Linked DNA regions of Homo sapiens: regions 1, 2, 4 and 5 are each linked to region 3. The links are chromatin loops, found by intact Hi-C in ENCODE. Cell type or tissue: GM12878. All regions are shown on one strand. Region 1 overlaps DLGAP1 (DLG associated protein 1). Region 2 has its middle 180 kb from the start of DLGAP1. Region 3 has its middle 23 kb from the start of LINC01892. Region 4 overlaps DLGAP1 (DLG associated protein 1). Region 5 overlaps DLGAP1 (DLG associated protein 1).

Region 1 (5,000 bases), 700 kb after region 3:
CCACCTTTTCCCAAGGATCCCTGTGTAGGTTGGGTAACATCAAGTTTGGTGATATTCTGCCCCAGCTTTTTATTTCCTGTGTCTCCCCTGTGTATGTGCGAGCACTCACATGCAATCAGGGATGTGTGGATAGCCCGGGCCCTTCCTTGTTTTCCCTGTGTGCATGCAGCCTTGCCCATGTGTGCATATTTCCAGGCTTACATTTACATTTTTTATCTCCACAAGGAATATTGGGGAGCTTATCAAGGCCACTATGGCCATTTCATTTACTGGATCTCCCTGTAAATCTTAGGTCAGTATGCCAAGTCTGTTGCTTGCTCCAACTAGAGTTGCAAACGCAGGTTAGCTGTGATGTTGGCTTTTCTGGTTTGTTTGCCATCGACATTGCTTCCAGTAATGCCAAGGGGATTGGGGTTTTCCTTGCTCCTCTCCAAGTCAAGTTGGCCCTCCAGCAGTGAAACTGCTGTTTTTAATGGCTTGTCAGAGACTCCTGCTGTTCTTAGCCAAAGTTCAGTATTTTCTCTTGATTAAATGCCTTTCAGTTGCTTGTATGTCTTTGTTTGATTTTTCAGAGTCCTGAAATTGTTATTTTTGAACATTTTCATCCAGTGTTTTTCATTATGGTAAAATGTACGTAACATATAATTTACTATCTTAAACGTTTTTACCATTTACAGTTCAATGGTGTTGAGTACATTCATATTGTCATGCAACCATCACCACCGTCCATCTCCAGGGCTTTTTTCATCTTGCAAAACTGAAACTCTGTACCCATTAAACAGTAACTTTCCATTTCCCACATCTTCCCAGCCCCTGGACTCCACCATTCTACTTTCTGTCTCTGTGATTTTGAATACGCTAAGTACATCACATTAATGGAATCATACAGCATTTGTCTTGTTTGTGACTGGCTTATTTCACTTAGTGTAATATCCTCAAGGTCCATTCATGTTGTCAGAATTTTATTTCTTTTTAAGGCTGAATAATATTCCATCATATGTCTATCCCACAGTTTGTTTATCCATTCCTCCATCGATGGACACTTGGTTCGCTTCCACATTTTAGCTATTGTGAATAATTCTGCTGTGAACACTGGTGTACAAATATCACTTCAAGACTCTGCTTTCAATTCTTTTGAGTATATGCCCAGAGGTTGACTTGCTGGATCATAAAGGAATTCTATTTTTAATATTTTGAGGAACTACCATACTACTTTTTATAGTGGCTGTAACATTTTACATTCCCACCAACAGTGTACAAGTGTTCCAGTTTCTCTACATCCTCACCAACACTTGTTATTTTATGTTATTTTATAGTAGCCATCCCAATAGGTGTGAGATGGTATCTCACTCTAATTTTGATTTTCATTTCCCTACTGATTAGTGATGTTGACCATCTTTTCATGTGCCTTTTGGCCATGCGTATATCTTCCTTGGAGAAATGTCTATCTAAGTCCTTTGCATACTTTTAAATTAGGTCTTCTGGTTTTTAGCTGTTGAATTTTAGGAGTTCTCTATTCATTTTGGATATTAATCCCTTATCAAATATATGATTTGTAAATCTTTTCTCCTGTTTTGTGTGTGGCCATTTTTTTCTCTGCTGTTACTGTCTTTTGACACACAGTTTTTTAAAAATTGATAAAATTATTTTTTGTTGCCTGTGCCTTTTGTGTTAATCAAAAAAATAGTTGCCAAATTAAGTGTTTCGAAGCTTTTGTTTTATCGTTAAGGGTTTATAATTTTAGATCTTACATTTACATCTTTGATCCATTTTGAATTAATTTTTATATGTAGCATTAGGTGAGGGTACACTTTCATTTTCTTGTTTGTGGAAATCCATTTTTCCCAGAAGCATTTGTTTAAAAGACAGTCCAGTTTTCACTGAATGGTCTTGGCACCCTTGTCAAAAATCATTTGACCATTAATGTAAAGATTTATTTCTGAACTGTCTATTCTGTTCCATTGGCCTGTATTCTGTCTTTATGCCAGTACCACAATGTTTTGATTACTGTAGCTTTACAGTGTTGAAATCAGGAAATATGAGTTCTCCATATTTTTCTTCTTTTTAGGTACTGTTTTGGCTATTCAGGATTTCTTGAAAATTATTATTTTCTGCGCAATGTGTTTTACTTCAAAAGAGATAATTTTTTGAAGTAAAATTATTTGCACATATCAATAAAATATATTATGTTATTTCATAGAAACATTATTATTAAGATATTAATTTCTTAGACACTCCCTGAAGCCCTCTTCTGAAATTTTCTTCAGAAAGTTTCTTCCAAAATCTTGACAGAAAAACTATAATTTCTGTTGATTTCTTCTACAAAGAATGTATCTATAGATAAGGTTTAGATTTATCTTTGTCTCATCTTTTGACTCTTTTCATAACTAATAGGTAAGTATAAACACACTTTTTTTTTTTGACGTAGAATCTTACTCTTGTTGCCCAGGCTGAAGTGCAATGGCTGCCTGTTGGGTTCAAGTGATTCTCCTGCTTCGGCCTCCTGAGTAGCTGAGATTACAGGTGCCCGCCACCATGCCTGGCTAATTTTTTGTGTTTTTAGTAGAGACAGGGTTTTGCCATGTTGGCTAGGCTGGTCTCGAACTCCTGACCTTAGGTGATCCACCTGCCTCAGCCTCCCAAAGTTCTGGGATTACAGGCTTGAGCCACTGCACCTGGCCTAAACACACTTTTTTGATTCTCTTTTCATTCCATCAACATTCTCTGTTCCTTTTCACTCCCTACAGCAAATCCTTTTGACTACACAGTGCTGTATTCATAACACTGAATTATAGACTTCACTTTTCTCACCAGCCTCTCCAAACTTGCTTTATTTATCTATGTTTATCATTATTTATGTGTGTGAAAATATTTCATTTGCATAACTCCACTGAAGATGAAAGTCTTCACTTTCACTTTCGTGAGTTCCACCTTTTGATTCGCATTTCTCTTCTATCTCCATTTCCTCTCACATCCTACTTACTTAGCTTCTGCTGTGTAAGTCTGTTCTAGACACTCCTTTTGCTTTGTCTCACTTTTGTCCTTTTTCTAATGTAACCCTATAAAATGAAATACATTAATTCCTGTTTTATAATTTTCTATTTTAATTTGCTCCCAAGTACACATATTCCATTCCACCCTGTCTAATGCCACAAAATTAAACTTTAGCACACTTCTTGGAGCTCTATCCTCAGCCATCCTCTTTTTTCTGTCTATATTCTTCCTCTAAGTAATTCCATGGTGCCCAGTGGATTTAAACACCATCTGAAAATTCCCAAATTCATATTATTTTTCCAGACCTCTCTACTAAGCTCCATAATTGTCTACACAACTCTTTACCTGAGAACCACACTTGGATAAGTCACTATTCATTACCTACAGCTACTCAAGACAGAACCTAGAAGTCATATTTGATACTAATTTTTTATGATCCTTACCTCAGGTTTATAAATCCCTTCAGTTGACCTGTTTGTTTGCATGTATATTGTTTGCTTCCCTCCAACTTTCAAATACAGACTATATGGAATCAAGATTACTGACTATTTTCTTCCCTACTTTATCTCCAGTGTCTAGAACAGGGCCTGCTTCCAGGGCCTGCTTGAATGTATATTCCAATTCTTTACCCTTCTCTCTCTGCCTGCCATTATCAATCCTAGTCCAAGGCACCATCGTATCTATCCTAAATAACTATAGTAGTCTCGTGCAGAGGGATTCTCCTGCTTTATCTTTTCCCCACCAATTGCTAGGTCCATGGCTGAGGTCTTTATAACAGAAGACATTAGCAAGAGAAAAGCATACATATTTATTTAATATAAGTTTTATGTGACACGGGAGCCTTCAGAAATGAATATTTAAAGAAACAGGAAAACCTGTGTACTTGTAAGTTTGATGAAGAGGTGTATCGTTGTGAAGAAGTATGACTGGAAAAAGGGGGTATGATCTAATGAAGGGAATGTACAAGGCCTGTTTGTTTGGATTCTTCTCCATGTCCCTGTATCTTCAGCGATAAAGACGTTCCTTTCCTCCAGGAAGGGCACCTCTCACATGAGGGTCTTATGATCTACTCCAGCGGAAGATCAGAAAATTATTTCTAGGTTTTATGAACTGGTTCAGAGGAGAAGGAAGGAGAAGTCAGAGAGATCATCCCACTTCTGCATTGTTTTCAAATACCGAGGTGCCATATTTTACGGTAGCATGTCCTGAACCCCATCACTCCTCACTAATATCTTTGCTTTTCATTTCCCTCTGTCTGTAATTCAGTCCCTAAATAAAAGCTAGAGTCATCTTTTTAAAACATAAATTAGATCACTGTATTTCTTGTTCAGAAAAGAAAAACATCCAAGCTTCCTTTAGGAGTTTGAGAGGGAAGGCTGTTAATTATAACTCCCTCATCCCCGCCAGCATTTTAAAGCAGTAGAAGGAGACAAAAGAGTTAAACACATGGAGAACGGACTGTCAGGTCTATTACTAACAGAGCTCTTGGAGAATGTGGCAGAGTGAGTGCCAGCCTGGGCTTCCTGCTGCTGCACCAGAATTAGATGAACTGACCCAGAAGCCACAGGCAGCACCGAATACCTGCACAGCAGGTGCTACAGAGGTAAGCTGTGGCCACAAAGCTCAGCCCTAGGCCCAAAGCAGACAGGAGCCCTGCTCTCTGCAGGCAAGAGGAAGGGACTGAGCCTTTCATGCCCAGTTCTTCCTACTAAACTCACCAATCAAAGGCACGAGAACAAGAGGGAGGCCCTAGGTTTCCCTTCACATGAAGAAAACAATGGAGAGTGAGTAGTCTGCAGTTATATCTCTAATGCCTTTGCATTTGGAGTAAAGCATGAACTCCTTACTTGAGGTCACTGGGATTGTCTACTTCTCCATCTTCATCTTTTCTAACTTCCTCTCACTCCCTAAGCGGCACACACACTGGCCTTCTTTCTTTGTTTCTCCAGTATGCCACATTAGTCCCTAAAGGCCTTTTAACTTTCTTTTCCTTCTTTAAGGACCAT
Region 2 (5,000 bases), 420 kb after region 3:
TTCATTTGGCAAATAAGCAGCTCTGGAGAAAGATTCCGGTACTGTCAGGCAGTTTAGGACTACACTTATAGATCATTTAGCTAAATCTCTCATTTTGTGGGTGAGATGAAGAGCAGTTGTGTACCCTTGGCCAAGTCTGCATGACCTACTCTACGAAGAACCCGGATGGTTTAACTACCTAAATGAAAAAAAAAAAAAAAAAAAAATATATATATATATATATATATATATATATACCACACACTTTCTATGCTTTAGTGTGATTTTGGATGGCATGGGGCAGAGAGGGTGTCTCAGTCAGCTTGGGCTGTCATAACAAAATACCATAGAGTAGGTGGATTAAACAACAGGAATTCATTTCTCATGGTTTTGGAAGTTGAAAGTCCAAGATCAAGGGGCCAGAAGGGTCAGTGTCTGGTGAGGGCTCTTTTCTTAGGTAACAGACAGCTGCCTTCTTGTGTCCTCAGGCAGCTGGAGAGAGAAAGCAAGCTCTCTAGTGTTTCTTCTTTCTTATAAGGGCATTAATCCCTTCGTGGGGGCTCTACCCTCATGACCTTATCTAAAACGAATTACTTCTCAAAAATCCCATCTGCAAATACCATCACATTGGAGCTTAGAACTTCCACATATGAATTTGTTGGGGACATAATTCAGTCCATAGCAGGGGGAGAGGAACAGTTTCGGGACATGGGCCTCTCGGAAATGGACAGACCTGGGATGAAGAATCTTTGGATTATTACAAAGTGGTATGACAATGCTAGTTGGGTCAGGGGCTGCCAAGAGGGAGGAAACTATCCCAGGTAGTTTGACAACATGTAGGCAAAATTCATGATTTGATTTTGAACCTGACAGAAACCACTGCTCCACTTCACAGGGAACAGCAGGTGTACATGCAGCTGATGTCTGTCTGTGCTGGCACCTGCCTATGGTCACAGCTTTTTAATGGCATTGAAATTAGCAACTCTCTTCTTTCTGCATCCTGCTACATCTCCCAATATTGATTACCTTTAATTAAAATGGATATTAATTTCCTCTTAATATGACAATATCTCCAACTTATTTTATTCACCTTTCTCTCAACCTCATATAATACATGAAATGCTTTCTTTTCAGAGCTGTGCAGAATTCCCTGGAGGACAGCAACCAGTACCCCATTGTGCTAACCACAAAGGAACCCAATGAGGTAGCTGGTGGCTATGGTACAATTAGCATCAGCTAGGAATTCCCCTCGGGCTCCTTCCCTCCCTTTCATCTCCCTTTAATCTTTCTGTAGCTCCTGCCAATGGCCTTTTTTGGGGGGTCTATGTTTGCTCCTTCTCTGCCCTACTTTTTATCTCGTACACTGCAGTCAATGTTAGCACACTCTTATTTTCATTATTTGAAGCTGTCCAAGCATTCATATCTGGATTCAGTCTGGCATTTGAAAGAAATATAATGGTTTCCAAAGTCATGGTTATCATGTGATACAGATAGACATCTGCATATGCCAGGAATCTTAAAGACTACTCCTCAAATACATTTGTCATAATTTGTAGAAAATGTCACTGATAAGCATCTTCCAAACGTGCTTTTCTGGTTACTTGTAGCTTTTGTTATCGCTTATAATTCAGATAAGCTAGGTACTAGTTTATTTTGTGAAAGCGTAAGGATCCAGACAAAAAGTGTCATTGGTTTTAAGTTGTCCTGATGTTAATTCTACATACATCACTATAAACACTAGATTACCAATTTGTTCTTTTTGTGTCATTGTTAAAGTCTGCTCAATGACTCACCATGAAATCCCCTCAAAATTATCCAAATTTGGCTTCTTGGCTGTTTCCTTTTTGAGTTAAATAACCACCTAGGTCACTGCAAGTCTCTACTAATTATACACAAGAACATCTGTTCTTTAGTCAGACACAACTCCTCCCAGTTTGGCATTGACCACTCTCGTTTCGGGCTGCTTCTCTTGCATGGCAAGAGTCAGCTTATGCAAAGCATCATCACTGCTCCCACAATTAAGAATTGCCTGTGGCCGACCTCTTACTTGTGGGTCCCAGATAATTGTTAAAATGATAATAAACTCTCAACCAGTGAAGAACTGAGATAGAACATTAGATAGGACAGCTGGGAGTTCCCCTTGGGTTCCTCCCTCTCTTAATCTTTTTGTAGCTCCTGCCAGAGGAAACCAAATAAGATGCTGCCTGGAAAATGATCAATGTGGAGTCTGCAGAATAGCAGACTGATGCAATATAAAAAAGAGATAATTTCACAGCCTGTTTTTTAAAGTATAGTGATACTGGCTGTGGGGATGGCAGCATTTATTCATTCAATCAATATTTACTGAGTGTCCACCATCTGTTAGGCACGGGGCTAGGTGCTGAGAATAAAGCTGTGAAGAAACTAAAAAACAAAATAAAACAAATCCCAAAGAGCAGAGAATACTTCTCACTGTCAAATGTTTGTGGCATGCTTTTAGTACTACCCATAGAATTTGTGTTAAAATAGACTCTAGAGAACTCAAAGGCAAAGTAACAAAATGAAGGAAAGCACAGGCTGCTTGATTTTACGCTCTGTTGCTTACTATATGTAAATTTTGGGGCCTTACTTTCCTAATCTGCAAAATAAGGATATTAATTTGCGTGCCTCATAGAATCCTGTCATAATTGTGTCATAATTAAGCTAGTTAATACAGATAAGTATCCTAAATAGTGGCTGACATATAGTAAGTGTTCAATAAAATCAGGTAAAATCTAATTCAGAGATACGCTGTGATGAAAAGGATCCTATGCAATGTGTGAGTTCAATGGGAAAGATTGTCATGCTTGATTAGTAATGCTTGCCGCAAACAGCATGGTGAGTGGCGGTGCGTACGCCACTTATACATCTTCTCTGCTCTGCCCCTCACCTTACAGATGAAGCTGAAATCCAGAAAGATTAAGACATATAACTAAAATGACACGCCTAATTAGTAACAAAGCTGGAACTATAATTTACATTGCTATGCTAATTTTTGTAGACCTATAAATCATTTAATATAGGCAAAGAGATGATTTTCAGACAAGGCTACACAAATAATTTTTCAAATAAGGAAGGGAAAATCTCTACCATGTATATACATGATATCAATATCCAGAGGAACTAAGAAGAGAGTAGTTAATCTGACTTGCTGGATTTACACATTTTAGAGATGAGTTCCAATATTTAACTATTGAGCATGTTCTCTACCTGTTGCATTATTTTTCCTTTATCAAGGCTTTTAAAAATAACTGTTTAAATTCAACCTAAAGTCATTTTCATCCACTTTTCCATGATATCGTGAAATTTTTCTCAAGCGATATGCATAGGAACTTTTGGGGTCATAACGACGTGCACAAACCGGTTGGTTCTAATGGTTAGGTTTACTTATATAAGCTGGCAGCCTTGACAGCACACACTATTTTTGTTGTTTCAAATTACAGCGTATTTAGTAATAGGTCTAGGTAGAAAATTAAATGACCCCATTAAACCTAGTCACTGAATCTTTATCTATTCCTGTGTTCACAAAATAAATAGTTTTTTCTTTCTTTGTAGCTGGGGAAATTAAGACACAGAAAAGTGAATTTTCTGTGAAATGAGCCGTAAGAAGCAGAAGCAAACCCATGAGAACAGGCTTCTCCTCCTGTGTGTTAGCTGTGCAGCCTCTTATCAGTTGCCCTACATTTTACTCTTGGCAGAGAACATGGGGAATCCATGGGTGAACGCTTGTAAGGCAAAGTGTTATGTCTCTTTGTTTCAGAGACAACGAAAAATTGTACAATATAGTGTTGTCAATATGTGAAGCTAAGCTTTTTTAGCTGTAGTATGCTAATAGAGCTGACACTATCAGGTACATAGTGGGTGCCAATAAATTGCTATGAAATTAAAATTAATAAGGAATGCTATATTTAAAAGATGAACAGACACACACATTTGTACTTCACTGAGAAGTAATGAACAGCCACCCCATATCCAAGACCCATGGGATTTATTAATTCATGCAGGGATAGGTATTTCATGAACACACATAGGTTGGTGCAAACGTAATTGTGGGTTTTGCCATTTAAAAGTAAAGGCAAAACCTGCACTTACATTTGTACCAACCTAATATAAATACACACACACTCACAAGCAGAGGGTGTTCTGTCTCATAGCAGAAATTCTACATAAAATAAAATCGTACTAAATGATAATGTAAGCATTTCAATAACTAGGTAGAAAAAATAACAGAAGTGAATTATTAAATAGTTTCTCTATTGCTCACAACTTCACAAGAGATAGAAGCATGAATACTCGGACAATGACAACAAAATCTCCAAAGCCTTATATAGCTAGTGTTACTGCTGTTTTTGTCTTTCTTGCATAGATTTCCAAACATCCTCCCCAGTTTACTTTAGGAGAATTATCTTTCCCCGCATTTTGTATGGTTTTGAAGGGAGGCTCATTCCATGTGTCCACTGCCTATGGGTGTAATGAGGCGTCACTGGGAGTGGCTTGTGAGAGCAGCTGAACTACTCAGAATCTCTCTCGTGGGATGCTGCAGTGAGTGACACACTCATCTTGCAGTGGCAACGTGCCAATGGTGGCTTGTCCTGTTGCTGCCTTTGAGACAGCCCTGTTTCCTGCTTCCTGAGTCTTGTTCATTGACCAGTTTCCAAGCTAAATCTGGCAGTTTCCTCTATTTTGTTAACATCTTAATGAGGTATGATAAACATACAATACAGTGCACATATTTTAAATATGCATTTTATAAGTTCTGACATATAGACACTCGTGGAACCATCACAGCAATCAGTATCCATCTTCCCCAAAGTTTTGTTGCACCCTGTGTTGACTCCCTGGTCTCCTAGTTCCAGGCAACCACTGCTCTGCTCGATGTCACTTTTTGTTATTTTCCATGTGATCTGCTCTCTGCCTTTTTGATTATTTTGCATGTGCTGAAATTATTTAATCTGCTTTTTGATCATTTTGCATCTGATCTGCTCTCTGTCACTTCTGTGTAT
Region 3 (5,000 bases):
TATTAGATTCCATAAGTCACACACACACATATATCCATATATCAAATTAACCATATGCAAGCTACATATGCGTATTTGCAGAACTAGGTAGAAAATGTATATTCTTTTCACTCAAGAGGAAGATATGTTTTCTGATAATATCACATATTGGGTTTACTATTCAGGGAGCTATTTTAGAAATAAATTTTATGAAAGTCAACACCCCTTTTAAGCCCTTTATACAAAGAGCAAATCACGCAAAAGATAAAAACTGTTGTGCTTATGTAATCAATTGAAAATAGCAAGAAATGAAAAGAGGTGATTGGCAAAACAAAATGCTTTTGCAATCTTGGCTTGATTAAGCCAGAGTATCATTACTAATGTTGAATGGTAATTTACCCAGTGTTAGCACAAAACGAGGTTAGGAGTTTATTTCTGAATTTTAAGCATACAGAAAGAACATTTGATTTCATTTTTGCTGCAAACTAGCAAAACTGAGATGATTTTGCTGGTTTAAAGCACCTTCTACTTCTATTGTGCATCACAGTGAGTGGTCAGTGGGTGTATCAGCCAGGGTCCTTGAATCCAATCCAGCAGGCCACCTGCTTTTGTAAATAAAGTTTTATTGGAACATGGCCACACTCATTCATTTACGTATTGTCTGTGGCTGGTTTTTTTTTTTTTTTTTTTTTTTTTTTTTGGTACAACGGCAGTTGAGTAATTGTAGCAGAGACCATATGGCAGGCAAAACCTAAAATAGTTACTCCCTGGCCCTCTACAGAAAACATTCGCTGACCCTGTTCCAGAAGGAAACAGAAGGCACACTCCAGAGGGTTTAATAAAAATTATTCAGTGACGGAACTATTTACAGAGGTGTGGACGGGTTTACGGGAACCGTGAAAGACTGGGGTACACTGGGACTAACGATAGCAGGGAGCAATTTCCTCTTCCAGGCCTTCCAGGCTGGGAGGAAGCTGTGTACCGGAACTGGGCAGAGCTGCAGGCATGAAAGAAGGGCCTGGGAGGGAAGAGAAGAATATACAACCCAGCCTCTTGTCTTAGGCGGCTCGGGCTGCTGCAATAAAAAACCCCAGACTGGGTGACTTCAACAACAGAAATTTATTTGTTCACATTTCCGGAGGCTGGAAGTCCAAAATCAAGGTCCAGCAGGGCTCAGCCTCTGGGGAGCTTTCTCTTCCAGGCTTGCAGATAGTTGCTTTGTCCTTACATGACCTCTCCTCTGAGCTGTGTGTGGTGAGGCAGGGAAGGAGGGAGGGAGAGAGTGAGGGAGAAAGAGAAAGAGGGAGAAGGAGAGAGACAGATCTCTTCCTCTTCTCCTAAAGCCACCAATCTCGTAGCATTAGGAACCCGCCCTTATAACCTCATTTAACCTAAGTTACTTCCTGACTCCAAATACAGCCATACAAGGGGTGAGAGCTTCAAGATAGGAGTTTTGAGGGGACACGTGTTTAGTCCATATCACCTCTTTACCTCTCATCTCCTGACGGTGTCTCCCCCTCTCATGGCCCAACCCGACAGGAAGCCAGAGGGTGGGGAGCCGAGATGATGCTGTCTACGTAGAGCAGCCTCTGACCACAGAGTGGGGAAGAGAAAGCTGTACTATAGATGGGAGGTGGGGAAGGGCAGGGAGGCAAACAGAGAGCAATCAAGACAAGGGAGAAGTGTAGAAAATGTAGCTGAAGAGAAAAAAAGTTGCTTATAGAACTGTCCATGAGGAAAATGAGAATATGCCTTGTTTTAAAACCTCAAAGGACTGATTCACACTCTTATTTAGTGGAAATACATCAAGAGACTGCAAGCTTAACTTTCTCACAAACACATACATCTAAAAATAGCCTTTTGGAATCTAATTTATTGGTAAGCAAAGGATTGCAGCATTTGACTTACAATTAAGGTGTCACCTCCAAGTTAATCATAGGTCCATGGTTTGAATAGCTTAGATTCTCAACTTTCCAGAACATTTAGTAAGCGCTTGTGAAAAAGCTAAGAGCTCTGAAGGATAGAGGGGTTTATAGAAGATGTGAGACTGGTACCCTAATGCCTTCGTCAGGATCAGTATGGAGCAGACCCTCAGGACTGCAGAAGCAAGATCAATTCCTTTTGACAGGAATGACCAGTCAAAGACATGATGCAAAAGGCAGCATTTAAGGTACTCTTTAAAAAAATTTTATTATTATTATACTTTAAGTTTTAGGGTACATGTGCACAACGTGCAGGTTTGTTACATATGTATACATGTGCCATGCTGGTGTGCTGCACCCATTAACTCGTCATTTAGCATTAGGTATTTCTCCTAATGCTATCCCTCCCCCCTCCCCCCACCCCACAACAGTCCCCGGTGTGTGATGTTCCCCTTCCTGTGTCCGTGTGTTCTCAGTGTTCAATTCCCACCTAAGAGTGAGAACATGGACTTTTGTTTTTAACTAAGGGAACAAAGTCCTTTGATCCTTAAGGGGGTTTTGAGCCCAGCCTCGGTGTAGTTACCATTTATATCCACAAGATGGCAGGCACGACCCGGGAAGAGCCTGCAGTAGCCACCTCTGGATTTCAAGGTCTCCAGGCTCAGCCAGCTGGTGAGGTCTCTTGAGTCTCAAGAGAGGTTAGTGGGCAATGGCTTAGAAGCTGGGATTCAATTAGTAGCTTTTCCTATGTGGGAAAAAGCATCAGATCAGAGGACAATAAAGTAGCTAGGAGAAGTCATGAGGACCTGAGAAAGGAGGTAAGCAAATTAAAGCAAAATCAAGCAAAATCTGGATAGAGGAAGTAGGGTCATTTTAATAAAGAGTTGTTGCATGGCGAAAAAATCACAGGGACAGGCGGAAGGTCGGAGGAGCCAGAACGCCGGGTTGGAAAGTGAAAGGCTAAGAGATAAACCAGGCAGCAGAATGGAGGAAGTAGGGAAGAGGAGAGGGGCGTGTCAGGACAGCCAGAAGAGGTCTGAGCTTACAGTGCTATTCCTGCCCTCCTGTCCACATCCCTTGGTATGTCAAGGAGGGTTGACTGCTAGGATGGATTCTGACTTATTGGATCTTGGAGGAGGAGCAGGAAATAGAAGGCACAGAATAAGCCAAATCCACAGCCAATTCAGAGAATGGCAAACACTTCATTTTTAAAAAATTTAGATTCAAGAGCCACATGCACAGGTTTGTACTATACTGCATAATGCTGGGATTTGGACTTCTACAGAACCCATCACGCAAACAGTGAACATAGTGCCCAGTAAGTAGTTTTTCATCGCTTTCCCCTCTCTCTCTGTCCCCATTTTTGGAGTCCCCAGTGTCTATTTTTTCCATGTTTATGTTCATGTGTATCCATTGTTTAGCTCCCACTTATAAGTGAGAACATGTGATATTTGATTTTCTGTTTCTGTGTTAATTCACTTAGGATAATGCCTCAAGCTGCATCCATGTTGCTACAAAGGACATGATTTTCTTCTTTTTATGGCCGTATAGTATTCCATGGTGTATATGGAATTTTCTTTATTCAACGCACCATTGATGGGCACTTAGGTTGATTCCATGACTTTTTTTTGTGAATAGTGCTGTCATAAACGTAAGAGTGCAGATGTCTTTTTGACAGAACTGTTTATTTTCCTTTAGTAGATACCCAGTAGTGAGATTCCTGGGTTGAACGGTAGTTCTAGTTTTGGTTCTTTGAGAAATCTCCATACTGTTTTGCCTAGAGGTTGTACTAATTTACATTCCCACCAACAGTGTGTAAGAGTTCCCTCTACCACTGTTTTTCTCTGATGCACAGATATAACTATCTCACTCCAAATGTTTTACTTTTTTTTATTTTTAAGATCCAAGGTCTTGCTCTGTCATTCAGGGTGGAATGCAGTGTGAAATTATAGCTCACTACACTGCCACATCGATCTCCTGGGCTTAAGTGATCTTCTTGCCTCAGCCTCTTGAGTCGCTGGGACTATAGGCATACACTACTGTGACCAGCTATTTTAAAAATAATTTTTAAAAAAAAATTTAAAAAATAATTTTAAACTATGTTGCCCAAGTCGGTCTTCAACTCCTGGCCTCAAGTGATTTTCCTGCTTTAGCTTCTGAAAGTGCTGGGATTTCAGGTATGAGCCATCATGCCCAGCCCCAAACATTTTATTTTGTAATCAACCTCCAGTTATGTATACATGGCCTTGGCTTACTTCAGGATTTCAATGTAGTTTAGAGGTGTTTGCATTCATTAGAATCCCCCAGACATCTTAGATACCTACTTACCCCCAGTACAAATGGAGCCCTGCTTCAACCCAGAGTGTGAACCACCCTGCCAGTCCTCTTCTGACCACTTTAAAGAATGTGCTAAAACAAATGCACTGGGCAGTGTCAAAGAAACACAATTGGACATTAGTTAAATTGATGAAAAAAGATTGTGTTCAGTAACTACTGACAGCATTAGTTTGTTTCCTAATCAGAAGTACACTCATGTTTCTCTATTAAATGATTACCAGTGTTGATAAGGGGTGAGTTAGGCTAGTCACAGTCATTTCTAAAGTTATAAAAAGCCATGGGGATATAGTTTTAGAAGTACATCTAGAATCTGTATGACATTAAATCTCTAAGGAATCTTTGAAGTACTCTAGTATAGTCTAGTTCTGTCTGAATAGCGTTGGCTTCCCCAAGAGCACTTATCTATTAGGGGTGAGTGGGATTGGTGGAAGTCTGGTTTTGATAGCCATCTTGACACAATACACATGGTCCATAAAGAGCACTGTTCTTTGGAAATGAACATACGGAAAAACACAGGTGTTCTGACATGTTGGCCAGGGTGATTTGCCACTTCATCATACTGTGGGTAGGAGTTTGAAATATCCACTGCTGAACATTTTGAGGTTTTAAAATTAGGATGGAAACCAAGTTTTCTATCAGTGGAATATCTGTATTCTTCCAGAAATTGAGCTTCATATTCTTGCTTCCAAGTCTCTGCTCCATCCTTTTTATCACCACTGCTTCTCTTTGAGGTTTTCTTTTTGGCTCTTAAGACATCTCTCA
Region 4 (5,000 bases), 740 kb after region 3:
TTGTGGAGCTTTCCCCCTATGTTTTCTTCTAGCAGTTCTACAATTTCAGGTCTTACGTTTAAGTATTTAATCCATTTTAGTTTATTTTTATATATGGTTTGTGATAAAGAATCCAGTTTTATTCTTCTGCATGTGGATATCTACTTGGGTTCCCAACATCATTAAGTGAAAAGACTGACCTTTTTTCATTATGTATTCTTGGCACCTTTGTTGGAAAGCAATTAACTGTAAATGTGTGAGTTTATTTCTGACCTCTCCTATTCCACTCCCTTTGTTGATGGTTCTCTTCTTATGCCAGTACTATGCTGTTTTTATTATTATAGTTTTGTAATGCTTTTCCCTTTTTCTTTCTTTCTTTTTTTTTCTTTTTTTCTGAGATGGAGCCTTGCTCTGTTGCCGAGGCTGGAGTGCAATGGCATAGTCTTGGTTCACTGCAACCTCAGCCTCCCGGGTTCAAGCCATTCTCATGCCTCAGCCTCCCATGTAGCTGGGATTACTGGTTCCCCCCACCACACCTGGATAAATTTTGTATTTTTAGTAGAGACAGGGTTTCACCACGTTGACCAGGCTGGTCTCGAACTCCTGAGACCTCATGTGATCCACCCCCCTAGGCCTCCCAAACTGCTGAGTTTACAGGCGTGAACCACCCTCACCCAGCCTGTAATATATTTTGAAGTCAGGTAGTAGGATGCCACCAGCTTTGTTCTTTTTGCTTGAGACAACATCTGGCCTCATGCAAAAAGAAAATATTTATAAAAATTGTTTCAAGGTGTACGCTTAATTTACTTCTCCTGCCTCATTTTGTTACATAATACCTAGAAACAAGAAATGTCTTAACTGATAAAATATAGTAAGTTCTTGTAGCCATTTCTAAAGTCTTATTATTTTGTATTATTTAACCGAATTGGTTTAGTATTTGTTTCAGATGGTCTGCTCTGAATTTTCTAGGAGTGTTCAAAGCCTGTTTTCAGTATCTGCATGGATACTTGAATTCTGGAAATCATTGCTGTCTGTATAGTTGGATTTTAATGTGAATAGGATCTGTGGGGTGGGGACTACTTTTAAGTTGGAAGTTGCTAGAGATAAACTTTCCAGTACTATGTGAAGCCACTCTGGTGTTTTTCACTGTAGTAGAGAATAAATGACAAACTACCCTCATGCTCAGACTTGAAGCTGTTGAGTGATTTTCTGTAGTTACATTCTTTGTCAATGATTGAGTACTTTTACTATGATCATAAAATCTAGTAACAGGTGAAATAATAATGATGCTGTATCATAATACTTGTAATTAATGTTTTATGGCTAAGTCAGATTGATTCTGTGTAAATCATTTCCACTAACTCATTTTATGTTAGCATTAATCTTACATATTTATAAATTTACAGTGAACATTAGGTGCTGACAATATCCAGGAGTCTCTCATCTCAGTCTGCATATGGAAAATGATGTTTTTGTTATCTGCAGGAGACTGCAGAGTCCTCAAACTAAGAGATGAGAAAAAGGGGATTAATAACAGCACTTTCAAAATATTTTTCTTTTATAAATGATGACGAAGTTAATAAATATTTTTCATTTGCACTTAGAGATATTTACTCAAAAATGTCTATTTTTCCATCCTGAAATTCTGGAATTAAAAGTGTTATGAAGGTTATTTTAATATCAGTGCCCAGAAAGGCTTTATTAAATTCCACAATACACAATAAATACTAGGGCACTATTGGCCTTTGGTAATTTTTCATTTTCATTAAACGTCTCAGAATTGTGAAGTATTCTTTTTTAATCTTACGGGTTTTCTTTTTGCATTGGTATTGTGTGTGTGTGTGTGTGTGTGTGTGTGTGTGTGTGTGTGTGTGTGTAAAATTGTAATTAGGGTTTCCACCACAGATGTTTTAAAGCTTGGAAAGGGCAACTTTAATTCCTTATGCATGAGGGCAAGAGTGAATTAAAATCAGAGCTTTTGATTGTGTTTACAGGAGAGTGAATGAGGGGACTCAGGCACATTGATTATACAGTTCCGTGTTTCACATCTTGCCTGTTGGCTTTCTGTATTTGCCTCCCACTCAGTTTTGCTACTGCTTTGGCTAAGAAGAGAGTCACAGTGTACTGTGGGGCTGTGTTAAAGAGAACAAGAGATTATAACTCATGAGACAATGACAGAATATATCATTTATAGAGCTCTAATAAAAAATAAATATATTTAATTCAAATAACTTTAAAAAGTAACTCCAATTTACCTGTTCAGCTTGAGTGCATCTAGAAACAAAAAGGGAACTCATCAAATGGGCATCTTTTTCCATATTTGGAGTTGTTATGGTCACTTCCCTTAGCCCACCAGCTAAAATGACGCAAGCAGCTGTGAAAATCGTGGGAGGAAGAAACAGAGAATGAGCAGTTAAACAGTATCTCACTCTGTCTTTCTCATAATTGCCTCCTTTCAAAGCATGATGTTTAGGGGGAAATGCCCCTAGGACCTTCTACTCTGCTCTCATTACCTTTCTGAATGGCATTCTTCTGAAATTTAATTAACATTGGATTATTAAATTCTCACAAGAAGGTTATAATAGCAAAGACAAGGTTGGAGGGAGAATGGAGGGGAGACAAGTGATGGATGGGGTTCCCTCCCAGAGTGGGAGGGCTGAGACCCCAGAATGAGTGGTTGGAGAGGCCTCAGAATTGAGGAGAGAAGAGGCAAATGTGTATATGAAGGAATGAGGGAGGCTGGAATTTCCTCTAAATATTGCTGAGTCCTATTCCCAAAATTCAAATGTGATTTTCCTGTTTAGAAACTTTCAGTGACTATTGCCTAAGCCAGATGGGGATTTAATGACACAAAATGCCAATCAGTCTCATCTCTTACTAGTTTTTCATTCTCACTTTAGTACTGTCCCTTGAAATGCTGAATCCTGGGCACAGTAAGTAGATTTGAGCCTTTTCAACAACCGACTTCTCTGCCTCTGTTCTTGTCAATTTTTATGAAAATCTTCTGGACCCACTTAAAATGTCTCCACCTTTCTATATCATTCTACAATAGTCATCTTCAAGAATTAAAGTTAATTTCTCCTCCCAGGATCCCCCTTCTGATTATTAATATGACCCTAATGGAGCTTGTCTCATATACTAGTTGTATTTGTTTGGTCCCCAAACTAGACTGAGTACTCCTTTGTTCAGCCCTCATGTTGTTTAGCATAATTAGACATCCACTAAATGTTTAAATTAGGATATACAGAAGAAAATAATTTAGGACAATATAATCGCTAAAAATCAAAGCATGAAGGGCTACATAAGATAGTGTTACTGTTCTTTTGTTCCAGAGGTGATACATTTATAAATTTTTAAACTGTTACCACAGAGGTAGCTCTTAGTAAAACAAGTATATGCTAGGAATTTTGTTTTAAAAAAGCCATAGATATATCTTTTTAAACTAATTTATTTTTTACCTCACAGATAACAATTGTATTTATTTATGGTGTGAAACATGATGCTTTGATATATGTATACATTGTGGAATGGCTAAATCAAACTAATTAAAATATCCGTTACCTCACACTGTTATAATTTTTTGTGTTATGAAAACATTTTAGAATCCATTCTCATAGCAACATTTAGGTATATAATACATTGTTATGAACCATAGTCACCTTGTTGTACAATAGATCTTTTGAACATATTCCTCCTATCCAACTGAAATTTTGTGTCTTTAAATGAAAACATCTACATTGTCTTAACCAGAAGCCCTGTAAAATGTTTTTGATATTAATAATGATAAACATATGACAACTTCAGTACCTGGATCTAAAAGATTATTTTCAGTGTAATGCCCTTATTTAAACAGATGAGTACACTGAGTTTTTTTATTGAAATATGGTGACATATGATGCACATTCTTAATGAAGTTGCAAATAGAAAATGACATTTTCTGAAAAATAAATAAAGGAGACCTTGCTATCCCTGATTTCTTTTTCTCAAGATGGAACTCCTGCATCGACTCCAGAAAAGCCTTTGTGTGTATATCCTACCAATTCTTGCCCCGATCTGTTCTTTCATGCATTAGAAGGAATTCCAAGCAGGTCCACATTGTAAGCAAAGGCTTAATGCATTGTTCTAGATTCAGCCTGCACTTGAATTGGTCTTTGATTTTTATATCATGTTACAACTTTCAGATTTCCTACCGTTTTTCAAGCAGGGCAGCTTCATGGTTTAACAGCTCACATCTTAATAATTCTTATTCTCTATACGTATTTGTAAATTTTGCCGTGTCAAGCAATAGAAATGCACTGAATTTTCTTTCAAGCTATGAATGGTGAAGCCACAGAGGAATGTTTTAGTGATGCTGGAAATAAAAAGTTTTCTGGGAAGTATTTGAGCCATTTGCCATATTTGGGTATTATGGTATGTCTTTCTTTTTTAATATCACTTTCTCATAGCTGGGAAATATTTCTTTTAAAAGGAAAGCTTTTATGGCCAGGCATGGTGGCTCATGCCTGTAGTCCCAGCACTTTGAGAGGCTGAGAAGGCCTGGCCAACATGGTGAAACCCTGTCTCTTCTTAAAATACAAAAATTATCTGGGCGTGATGGTACGCGCCTGTAATCCCAGCTACTCAGGAGGCTGAGGCCGGAGAATCGTTTGAACCCACGAGGCGGAGGTTGCAGTGAGCCGAGATCACACCACTGCACTCACATTCTGGCCGACAGAGTGAGATTCTGTCTCAAAAAGAGAGAGAAAGAAAAGGAAAGCTTTTAGCTCTTTTTATATATTTTACTTGTTGTTCTATAACTGCCCAATGGCAATAGCTGTTAAGGTTTGTGTTTGATCATCCTGGGGATCAAGTTCCAATTATGCTTCAGCTCTATGCCTTTCTTCCCCATCCTGTATCTGCACTTGAGATTCGAGAGGAAAACAAAAGAGATACTTAAATAGAAACAAGTTTCTGGGTGAATAGGGAGTATGCAAACTTTTTAATATCTGAATTCAGTGAAACAGTTATTCATGAAAGAGTGA
Region 5 (5,000 bases), 670 kb after region 3:
CTGAGCATGCCTTATTTTCAATAGACGAGAACTGAAACTCTGTAAAGCAATTTATGAAATTCTTTAAGAGAAAACAGATCTAAAAATATCACTATTGGCATAAGAACCTTACTAATTTCCGTGATCATCAAAATCTTGATTTCTGAAAATAGGTTTGTTCCCACCTATTTAAAATTAATTATCTGATACACTGGCATAGGAATTTGTATTACAAAGAAGATATATTTTAACAATAAACTGTAGTTTTCATTTAAAACCTACGTTTTCATAAATAATTAACTAGGCTAATTATTCCAAAAATTGATTAAACCCAGTGATTAGAGGCATTCTATTTTGGGGATTTTTTCCCCCAAATTCTTCTCCAAAGGAATCCTTCCAAGTAGATGTGCATTTTTCTGGATTTTTATGTTATTGTTTAAATATTGTCACCTGAACAATTACTTAGTTTGAAGTAAGTTCTTTCAAAATGGCAGTGAAATAGTGAATCAAGCAAAAGGAAATTTATTCTTAAATTCTTATCTCACACACCTTCAATAGCTTCTTGTTTCCTCCTGATTAAAGAACAGTAGACATTTGATAATTGATACTGATTAGAATTGTGCCCACTTATTAGCAAAAGCGAAATCCGTGTCATCTAGTAAATGAATACGTTTTTTCAAGGCTCATGGAACTCATAGTCATCCTGACGGTGGCTTTCTTCTTTTACTGTTTTGTCTTCACATATGCAGAAACTTTCTTGTCACCTTATTATGTTTAGCCATATAGCTACTTTTGTATTCATTTATTCAATAAATATTTATTACATACCTTCTACGTATTAGTTGTTCTAGAGCAGGGATCCCCAACCCCTCTGCCATGGACAGTACCAGTCCCTGGCCAGTTAGGAACCTGGCCGCACAGCAGGAAGGAGATGAGCCATGGGTGAGTGAGCATTACCACCTGAGCCCCGCCTCCTGTTAGATCAGCAGCGGCATTAGATTCTCACAGGAGCGCAAACCCTGTTGTGAGCTGCACATGCGAGGGATCTAGGTTGAACGCTTCTTATGAGAATCTAATGCCTGATGTTCTGAGGTGGAACAGTTTCATCCCAGAACCACCCCTGCCCCCGGTCTGTGGAAAAACTGTCTTCCATGAAACCAGTCCCTGGTGCCGAAAGGGTTGGGGACTGCTGTTCTAGATAAGGGAGACTCCAGGTGAGTAAAAGAGTAAAGCAGATGTAGAGTTCATGTGCCAGCAGGAGAGACAAAAGCAATCAGACAAATACAAATGAAAATTTCATTACAAATTATGGTGTAGCTACATCAACAAACTATGGTTGAGATCCAGAATAATGGGAGGGGTTGCCATTTTAAATAGATTGGTCAAGGAATGCCTCTTGAAGAAAGTACCATTTGACATGGGACCCAAATGTGACAAAGAATCAACCATCTGAAAAATTAGAGGTAGAGTCCATTCCAGGTAGAGTACAGAGAGTGTGAAAAGGCTCTTGCGTGGGAAAGAGACTGGCATGTTCACCAAATGGGGAAACACAAAAAGATGGCTGTGGCTGAAGCATAGTGAGAGAGAGAGGCATGGAGTACGATAGAAGAGGAGTCTAGGTATGCAAATAAATACGGGTCTTGGTAGACAGAGTTTTCATAGGCTGCGGTAAGGAGATAGGATTTTATATTAAGTGTTTTATTTTATTTATTCTATTTTAAGGCAATCAACAAAATTGTTCAAGTATGCAAGTGACAAAATCTAATTTATGTCTTAAGAAGATCATTTATTTTGCTGGAAAGAAACCAACTGTAGGAATTTGACAACCACGTGAGGGCTGCTGTAAGTGGTAGATGATGAAAGTCTAGTTCAAGTTGATGGCAGAGAATGTATATCAATTCCTTATGTATCTTGGAAATACAGTACACATGACTTGCTGATGGATTACGTATAAGGCATGAGGGTGGGAACAAAGATGACTTTTACATTTCTGGTTGGAATGGTTGGCCGGGAGTGCCATATCCTAAAAAGGAGAAGGCTAGATTTGGGACCAATTGGGCATCAGGACTCAAGTGTTTTATTTTGCTCATTCTAAGTTTGCAGCGTCTTTGAGACACCCAGGAGAAAATGCCAAGCAGACAGTTTGAAATGTGAGGCTGGATCTCAGAAGTAAGACTTGGCCTAGGGATATAAAATGATGTTTAAATCCATGGGCCTACAATCACTGTAGACTGTACAGTTATTACAGAGTTTAGTAGATTATAAAGCTTCCTGTCTTATATGAGCCTTTAAACTTTGAGTAGGTGGATCAGCCAAGGGAAGAGACCTAGCAGCACTCTCTTTTAACTAGTTGTCCTCAAGAAGGCATTTTTTAAAGTGTGTTATGACACAAGATCAAATTCCTTTTTTTTCTTGGAGCATCTGAAACTTGGATACAGCCTCAGAATAAATAATACATTATTAAATGGTCTATAATGAGGACCCCTAGAACTTTGTTAACCTTTCATGGGAAAATTCTGGTGTATTTTCACTCACATTTTAAGGGCCCAATCAAACAATAAGTGAACAGATCATGCAGCTTCCTAAGGGGAGGTAGAGAAGTCCCACCTGGATATGAGCAGCTCCTCCACTAACATACCATAATGATGTGGAGCAGGAGGTCTCTATCCATGAATCTCAGGCTGTGCTGCCTACCAACTGCCCCTCAACAGGCTTTGGGCTACCCATCTGGGTTGCTGGTGGCGATTGCTGGCTCTGGAATCCGTTTTTTATGACCTAGTAATCAGGAGGAAACTGGTTTCATTTCCCTTGACCCACTTTCGTCAGGGGAAATTGAACTTTCGGTTCATGAGAAGAGAGCCATCAGTTGAATTTCTCCTTTTAAGGGTTTCTAACCAAAACAAGTGACAACAACAAATCAGTAACTGATTAAAAACCAACTACCTCAATCGCCTTTGTAGTGTGACTTTTTTTCTTTAAAAATATTTTTAGACCAAATAAAGAGGGTACGGTATCAAAGCCATGTGTAGATGTGGAGGGAATGAGGCTGGACTGCTTCTCCATTACAGTAAACTACTGTTCTGGAGACATTCAGAAACTCCTTAGGCTCCCATGAGGTAAATGTTTAGCCCAAGAACATGCGTTTCTGGGAGCATACCTTAACAAAGGGTGTAGATCTGTCTGACCAAGAGGCAAAATAAAAGTCAGTATTTCTACTTGAGCAATCCTGAAGGTTTATGCTTCTAGGAAGGACCAGGTTATTTAAATTGCAAGCTGGAATTCAAAAGGGATGTTATGGGCTATGTAGTCGCTTCTTCAATTTCCTTCAAGCTAAGGGGATCTTCACCAATCAGTACCACAGAAATCACCGAAAATAGGTGTCAGCCAGCTATGGATTGGGGTGAATATTACTCGGCATTTGAGGTAGCAAAGAAATAACCACTGAGTGAACACTAGAGGATGGTGAAATAGGTAAATAGGACTATTTCTTAAGCAAGAAATTGAGATGCTAGAAATTAAGAAACCCCACCGTGGGTCAAACTGGCCAAAGGCAAAAGCAGGATGAAGAAAGCAAACTTTCTGAGCACATCTTCCGCAACTGGACTCTGCCATTTTTATTAAATGAAGGAAGGGTGGGAAAAGTGACCCGGTTGAGTTTCCCTAGTTGCAGAGGCCTCCTGCTCAGTGCTGTTGAAAAACAAATGCTTGCATTTGAGAAAGTGATTGCAGGAGGAGCATCTTCCTTGGGAAATATATATGTCTGTTTTGTGACATAGATAAGCTCTTCTGGGAGATTATGTTTATCTGGCTTAAAGCAAATTTATATAAAAAGGATACACTGGACTTGATTATATGTGTCAATCGGGATAGGCTAAGTTAAATTCAGGTAACAGTGTGTTTAAGGTATATGACCATTCTGTACTACTGACCGTACCAAGCTTCTTTCTTCCAAGATGAGCGCAGGCTGATGGAGCAGGCCCAAGAGGAGCACTTCCAGTTACAGGTCAGAGGCAAAAGAGAACATGGAGGAACCGTGAAAAACAGTGTTAAAGATCTCAAAGCTTTGCCCAGGGGCCTCTAGAACTGCCTATGATTTTTATAGAAATTTTATTCATAACTGCCAAAAACTGGGAGGCAACCAAGATGTCTTCCATCAGTGGATGGATAAACTGTGGTACATCCAGACAGTGGAATATTATTCAGCTATCAAGCCACAAAAAGACATGAAGGAAACTAAATCCGTACTAAGTGAAAGAAAATAATCTGAAAAGCCTATGTACTGTATGACTCCAACTGTATGACGTTCTAGAAAGGTCAGAACAATGGAGATAGTAAAAGGATTTGTGGTCACCAGGGGTTAGGAGGAATGGAAGGATGAATAGGTTGGGCACAGAGAATTTTTAGGGCAGTGGAACTATTCTATATGATACTACAATGGTGGACACATGTCATTATACATTTTTCAAAGCTCGTAGAATGTGCAACACCGAGAATGAGCCCTGATGTAGAAACTGTGGACTTTGGGTGATAATGATGTGTCAATAGAGGTTCATCAATTACAACAAGTGTACCACTGTGATATGGGATGTCAGTAGTGTTGTGAACATGTGGGGACAGGGGTGCATGGGACCTCTGTCCTTTCCTTTCAATTTTCCTGTGAACCTAAAACTGCTATAAAAACATAAGATTTATTAATTAAGAAAAAAGGGGGAGGAATACATCTTTTTTTTTTTCACACAATTTGTTATGGGCCAACATGGTATGGGGACATATATTCTCTCCATAAGGAAGGGCAGAGAATATTTTGGAGAACAATACAATACACTATTAGAATGTATTTCTTAAGATCAAAAACCATACCTCATTTAGCCCTGTAGCCACTGGAGGGACTAACACAGTGCCCTACATGTAGCTGATGTTCAGTTAAATTAAATGAATTAATCTTGAAGTAGAAGTATCTTAGAAACATGAAGGAAATAGACATCTAGATTTAATAATGAAGACTATTCACCAGTAATATT

The links. A loop is a pair of places that touch in the nucleus more often than their neighbours do. Peaks named below come from ENCODE experiments on the same cell type or tissue, not always from the same donor. Only the 100,000 strongest peaks of a DNase experiment are listed, where the experiment ranks them.
Region 1: a loop joins it to region 3, with 4 times the contacts of the local background. A loop is called at or near these places in 1 of 110 quality-filtered maps.
Region 2: it touches region 3 in a loop (6-fold over the local background); 1 of 110 quality-filtered maps calls a loop at or near these places.
Region 4: it touches region 3 in a loop (3-fold over the local background); 1 of 110 quality-filtered maps calls a loop at or near these places.
Region 5: it touches region 3 in a loop (4-fold over the local background); 1 of 110 quality-filtered maps calls a loop at or near these places.

The regions. Positions count from the first base shown.
Region 1 is chr18:4,358,378-4,363,377 of GRCh38, reverse strand. The region is part of intron 1 of DLGAP1 (DLG associated protein 1); the gene reads left to right. Among named protein-coding and RNA genes, the nearest start is that of DLGAP1, 94 kb to the left of the region's middle. In GM12878, no CTCF peak of the experiment used is centred here; a DNase peak (open chromatin) is centred at 2,927.
Region 2 is chr18:4,636,706-4,641,705 of GRCh38, reverse strand. No RefSeq gene overlaps it. Among named protein-coding and RNA genes, the nearest start is that of DLGAP1, 180 kb to the right of the region's middle. In GM12878, no CTCF peak of the experiment used is centred here; DNase peaks (open chromatin) are centred at 1,195, 1,925 and 4,546; H3K27ac peaks cover 1,262 bases.
Region 3 is chr18:5,055,435-5,060,434 of GRCh38, reverse strand. No RefSeq gene overlaps it. Among named protein-coding and RNA genes, the nearest start is that of LINC01892, 23 kb to the left of the region's middle. In GM12878, a CTCF peak has its summit at 2,504 (motif pointing right); DNase peaks (open chromatin) are centred at 1,559 and 2,603.
Region 4 is chr18:4,317,574-4,322,573 of GRCh38, reverse strand. All of the region lies in intron 1 of DLGAP1 (DLG associated protein 1), which reads left to right. Among named protein-coding and RNA genes, the nearest start is that of DLGAP1-AS5, 55 kb to the right of the region's middle. In GM12878, no CTCF peak of the experiment used is centred here; a DNase peak (open chromatin) is centred at 2,363.
Region 5 is chr18:4,389,879-4,394,878 of GRCh38, reverse strand. The region is part of intron 1 of DLGAP1 (DLG associated protein 1); the gene reads left to right. Among named protein-coding and RNA genes, the nearest start is that of DLGAP1, 63 kb to the left of the region's middle. In GM12878, no CTCF peak of the experiment used is centred here; a DNase peak (open chromatin) is centred at 2,818; H3K27ac peaks cover 538 bases.